Linked DNA regions of Homo sapiens: region 2 is linked to region 1. A link is a loop called in an ENCODE intact Hi-C map of the cell type or tissue named here. Cell type or tissue: uterus. All regions are shown on one strand. Each heading gives the region's core, and the rest is flanking DNA. Links, peaks and the distances in the headings are about the cores only.

Region 1 (2,994 bases), core at 272-2,771:
CATGTTACACATGACAAAACTGGAGTGTAAAGAGATACAGAGCGAGTATCCGTATCTGTTGGGCCCCCACTCATGCCTGTCTTTGATTCCAGAATTCATCGGGTGTGTCTCTCTGACCTCTGGAAGGAGCCAGGCACTGAAGGCCTGAGGGGCTGGGCAGGACCTGTGACCTCAGGACAGCTGCTCATGGGCACACTCAGGAATAATGGGCACATTCTTGGGGGCAGAAGTTGGCATCAAAAATGAATTACCAAGTCTGAGTGTGGTGGCTCATGCCTGTAATCCCAGCACTTTGGGAGGCCGAGGTGGGCGGATCACGAGGTCAGGAGATTGAGACCATCTTGGCTAACACGGTGAAACGCCATCTCTACTAAAAATACAAAAAATTAGCCGGGCGTGGTAGCAGGTGCCTGTAGTCCCAGCTACTCGGGAGGCTGAGGCAGAAGAATCGCTTGAACCCAGGAGGCAGAGGCTGCAGTGAGAGCCAAGATTGCGCCACTGTACTCCAGCCTGGGCGACAGAGCCAGACTCTGTCTCAAAAAAAAAAAAAACAAAAAACCTGCAAAAGTTTATGCATTTCTCTTAACATTTATTCTTCAGACCCAGAAGCTCTGATCTTATGGTTTGACTCGTGTGTGAGCTGGAAACTTGCAGGCAGGATGCTGCTGTTAGTAGAGACAACAGTTTGAGGCAGCAGAGTCAGGAGCCCAGGGTTTTAGTGAAACCTCCACTCCTGTCATCAGGCTGCTCAGCTGAGGGAGCAGAGCAGATGCTCCCTGATATTCCCAGCATAAAGATTCCACCCATCTTTACATTTAAAATGGTGGAGTTTGCACATTTGCCAGTTTAACTTACCCAGTCTTTTACAGGTAGAGGCAGGGTAAGGTGCAAATGTACAATATTTTTACTAAGAATCTTCCATGAGCCTAGTTTGGTTCGGTTGTAGACAAAAAGTGCTTATTGGCTTTGAAAAAAAGATCTGGCCCCTTAGAGAATTTCTCTCTTTTTGGAAAGGTAGTATTGGAACTAAGGACTAATTAGAGCAGAGACTGCCCCTAGCAGTTCCTGAGGCATCTGGGCAGGCTCCTAGCACTTTGTTAACACAGTGAAAAATCACATTAGGGCCAGCATGCAAGGTGAAGGTAGCGAGTGCCTGAAGAGGCGGGAGAAGGGAGCCTCGCAGGCCGGGGGGAAGGCTAAGGCTCCCTGGAGGAGGGCTGTGAGGTTGGTTGTGCGATTGTGCCTTTTTGTGTACATGTGCATATACGTGCTTGCTTATACATATGCACATACATATACTCTTGCAACATGCATGCAAGCTTATTTGCTTGCTTGCACTTTTTTCCCTGTAAAAATGTTTGAAGGAGTTCGGGAGTTCGAGACCGGCCTGGCCAATATGGAGAAACCCTGTCTCTACTAAAAATACAAAATTAGCCGGGCGTAGTGGCACATGTCTGTAATCCCAGCTACTCGGGAGGCTAAGGCAGGAGAATCACTTGAACCCGGGAGGCGGAGGTTGCGGTGAGCCGAGATCGCGCCACCGCACTCCAGTCTAGGCAACAAGAGTGAAACTCCATCTCAAAAAAAAAAAGTTTGAAGGAATTAAAGCTTATTCTTGGCCACGGAGAATATGGGAGGGAAAGGAATTGGACAAACAGCAATTAAAATTTTCCACTAATGTTGGAATTTAGCAGGTTAAAACCTCATTTTTAGGAGAGACTTTCAAATGCGCTGTTTTGCATATACATTAACACTCTCAGCCAAAGTTTTTTTTGTTTTTTTTTTTTGAGATAGGGTCTTTCTTATTGCCCAGGCTGCTGGAGTGCGATGGCACTATCACGACTCACTGCAGCCTCAACCTCCTGGGCTCATGCAATCCTCTCACGTCAGCCTCCTGAGTAGCTGGGACTACAGGCATGCACGACCATGCCTGGCTGTTTTTTTTATTTTTTGTAAAGATGGTGTCTCACATATTGTCCAGGCTAGCCTCGAACTCCTGGGCTCAAGCAGTCCATTCACCTCAGCCTCCCAAAGTGTTCAGATCATGGGCGCGAGCCACTGCGCCTGGCTTGTTTATTGTTTTGTTGTTTTAGCTAAAATTGCAGTTTTTTCAAGATACTTAAAATCCTTTAATTTGGTCATCTACCTACACAATAAAGAAGGAACTATGAGTATATAAGCCAGTTAGTTGATTTCATGGGATTGATGAAGTCTTAAATAAAAAGGGAACAGTGGCATTTCTGAATTGTGAATCATTAGATTTTCTTTTACCCTCTAGTATAATTTGTTCCATCCTGTTGACAGCTGGCAGGAGTTGGTATATATTGAAAGGCCATCATTTACAAGAGCTGGTGGGAGGGAAAAGAATCCCCCTGAGTTCTATCAGAGATAAACCAATAAACCTCTCAGCAGAGTGTCAGTCTTCTCTCAGGAGCACATGGAGGGAGCATTATAGAAATGCATCTTTTTTTGTTTGGACAAGGTTGGTTATGTTTTGTTACATAAAAAATTGTATAAGCTAACAGTTGCTCACATTTGTTTATAAGGAGATAAAAAAAGAGAATCAAAATTTGCAAAAGCCTTAAGACCTTCAGCTTCCTCGTTTTTTAGAGATGTTGCTTCCCCCATGGGGAGGTGGCACACGTCTGCTAAGAAGGTAGACAAATGCCAAAACAAGTGATTACAAAGCACCAAATAGCTTCTCTACACGGAGGACTCAAACACTTGGGACGTTAGTGATGCAGCCAATGGGCAGCTGCCTGCCACTGTTACTCGCCTCCCCCGTGGTCGCACAGGGGAGAATTATTATGGCCCAGCTCAGGTCTGAGTCATAAGCATTTTTTGTTTTTTTGAGACAGAGTCTTGCTCTGTCATGCAGGCTGGAATGCAGTGGCGCAGTCTCAGCTCACTGCAGCCTCAACCTCCTGAGCTCAAGCATTCCCCACACCTTAGCTGGGACCACAGGTGCGCACCACTGTGCTGGGCTAATTTTTA
Region 2 (2,994 bases), core at 197-2,696, 130 kb before region 1:
TTGACATCACAAATTTTAAATAATCAACAGCATTTCTATTAAATTCAGAAAAATGCTTTTGTAAAAATGGGAATGGGTTGGCCAGGCACGGTGGCTGATGCCTGTAATCTCAGCACTTGGGGAGGCTGAGGCGGGTGGATCACAAGGTCAGGAGATTGAGACCATCCTGGCTAACACGGTGAAACCCCGTCTCTACTAAAAATACAAAAAATTAGCAGGGTGTGGTGGTGAGCGCCTGTAGTCCCAGCTACTCGGGAGGCTGAGGCAGGAGAATGGTGTGAACCTGGGAGGCGGAGCTTGCAGTGAGTGGAGATCAGGCCACTGCACTCCAGCCTGAGCGACAGAGCAAGACTCCATCTCAAAAAAATAAAAATAAAAATGGGAATGGGCTGTTAATTAACTTCTTGTCATTGAAAGGGAGAAAGCCCAAGTTCTGCCTTGTGGAAACAGGATTAGATGTCCAGTGTTAGAAGTATTCCAAGTTTGAGAATCACCAGATATGGATACCTGCACTCAGAGGAAGTTTTACCTATATGACCTGTTCCTTTTAACTAAGATATGATTTTATAATTACTTTTTTACTTATTTTCCATTTTTAAAACAATCTATCTCAAATCTTGATTCTGATATGTCTATGCAGGAAAAAATCTATCTTTTGCTAAAAAATGCAGTAACTTAAAAAAAATCACAACTTGAAGGGTATACAAAGACTCAAAATGAAAAATCAGTTTAAAAGCAAACATGCTTACATACAGCCAGGATCTAAAGATCTTGTTGTAACAAAATGTTCAAATAATTATATTGCTAGAGGAAACTCTGGATTTTCCTTTTAGCCTTTGTAAAACTGAAAATAAAACTAAGATATGATATTGAAAAGACTATCTGGGGCTGGGTACAGTGACTCATGCCTATAATCCCAGCACTTTGGGAGGCCAAGGCGGACAGATGACCTGAGGTCAGGAGTTCAAAACCAGCCTCGCCAACATAGTGAAACTCCGTCTCTATTAAAAATACAAAAATTAGCCAGACGTGGTGGTGTGCGCCTGTAGTCCCAGCTACTCAGGAGGCTGAGGCAGGAGAATTGCTTGAACCCAGGAGGCGAAGGTTGCAGTGAGCCAAGATCACACCACTGCACTCCAGCCTGAGTGACAGAGCAAGACTCTGTCTCAAAAAAAAAAAAAAAAAAAAAAAAAAATTATCTGAGCCAAGGCACAGTGGCTCACACTTGTAATCCCAACACTTTGGGAGGCCAAGGTGGGAGGATTTGTTGAGCCCAGGAGTTTGAGACCAGCCTAAGCAACATGTGAAACCGCGTCTGCATAAAAAAATTTAAAAATTAGCTGAGCACAGCAGCACATCCCTGTAGTCCCAGCTACTGGGGGGGCTGAGGTGGGAGGATCATTTGAACCTGGGAGGTGGAGGCTGCAGTGAGCTGTGATTGTGCCACTGCACTCCAGCCTGAGTGAGAATGAGACCCCACCTCAAAAGAGAAAAAAAAAACCCCACAATCTGAATGTGTCAATTCACACTCATTCCTAAGGTTCCTGACACAAAGAACATAATTCTCATGAGGAAAACTGCCACTTGATTTAATCAGAGTTCAGGGGCTTTAATGGGAGTTCTGGTCCATGAGCTAACTCCTCCCACTCCTTGGCAGAGAGTTGAGGGCAGTGGGAGAGAAGCACCAAGCTATAAAAAGCTTTATGTTTTATTTCCTTCTAAGGCATCCTGAGTCATTGGGTGCTCCAGCCCCCCAGTGCCCGGGAAAGTTCAGCTTGAATCGGAAATGTGTGTGTGTTTTTCTAAACCGGAGCTGCTGAAAACCAGATGATGTCACTTGGACTGAATCCCTTACAGGCCCAGTGGTAGCCTCCTATTTCCGTCCTGGGAGAATGGAAGTCACTTAACAATCAGTTTCTCTGACCCAGGTTCCAATATTACATCACGTCTTAATAGCAAGCTTAACCTCCACTCCACCTCCAACATGAAGCTGGTGAGAATTTTTAAATCCCATTTGTCATCTCAAAGGACACAGCACTCCTACACAATTTTGCCTCCCATCCTTTAGGCTGCAATTTCATCTATCTAAACACAAAGTGATGCCAAACCAGGTCGGTCATAATCCTAGAAAGCCACAGGCAGAAGGTACCAAGTCCAATATGATCTTACCAAGGAGGATACCAAGGCCTGGGAAAGGTAAAGAACCTGCCTGAGGCTGGAGGGACAGAACCAAATCCAGAAGCCAGGTCTAAAGCCTCAGAGCAGAGGGCCGTCTCCACGGTGATGACCATGTCCTTATAGTCCCAGCTCCTATGTGCAGGAGGGGCTCTTTAAATGCTTTCTGGAGATGTGTCTCAAGCCTTCTGTCGAAAGCAGGGCCTTATCCCGCCCCGCTTTTCAGCCCTCTCACTCCTTCTGGGCAGAGTGGGAAACACACGAGGCAGCTGGAAAAGGCCTTTCTGGAAGCAAAGGGGGCAGAAGCAGGCAGCCTCTCCTGCTACATCTAAGAACCAGGGTCTGGGCCAGTGTTGACTAAGGGGAAGGCTTCAATGCCAAGGTCCTAAATTGTACTTGCATCCCACCCCACTTTCCTCAGCTGTCCCGCTCTTGACATGAACCAAGGTATCATCTTGGTTGTCATCTAAAATTCCCATCTTATTGAAAAAAATGTATTTCTTTATACAAGTCCTAAAGAGGCTTGGATTGGGGTTAAAAGGAAACTAATCCTTATGGTGTAAATTTTCCGCATAAAAAGCAAGCATGGACAAGTTAATAGGCTAAGAGAATAGGTTAAAATGTCAGCTATTAACACTCAAACTACTTAAAACTAGGGTAAGACGGTTGTGGGATGTGTCTACGGTTATTTCTGGCCCCTCACTCTCACAGTACTAGAGACCCAGTGAAATTACATCTGAGGGCAGGTCTATCTTGTTGAGAGCAAAAGGAATTGAAAGCTATGCAAGCTAGAAACCTACACAGTTCGCAGTTAGAGAT

What was found. A loop is a pair of places that touch in the nucleus more often than their neighbours do. Peaks named below come from ENCODE experiments on the same cell type or tissue, not always from the same donor. Only the 100,000 strongest peaks of a DNase experiment are listed, where the experiment ranks them.
Region 2: it touches region 1 in a loop (5-fold over the local background); 4 of 110 quality-filtered maps call a loop at or near these places.

Annotation. Positions count from the first base shown.
Region 1 is chr14:90,281,271-90,284,264 of GRCh38, reverse strand. The region is part of intron 12 of NRDE2 (NRDE-2, necessary for RNA interference, domain containing); the gene reads left to right. Among named protein-coding and RNA genes, the nearest start is that of PSMC1, 26 kb to the right of the region's middle. In uterus, for the core only: no CTCF peak of the experiment used is centred there; no DNase peak of the experiment used is centred there.
Region 2 is chr14:90,408,261-90,411,254 of GRCh38, reverse strand. It overlaps CALM1 (calmodulin 1), which reads right to left. Exons shown (of 6, transcript NM_006888.6): 6 at 2,987-2,994. Among named protein-coding and RNA genes, the nearest start is that of CALM1, 13 kb to the right of the region's middle. In uterus, for the core only: no CTCF peak of the experiment used is centred there; DNase peaks (open chromatin) are centred at 1,333 and 1,744; H3K27ac peaks cover 1,910 bases.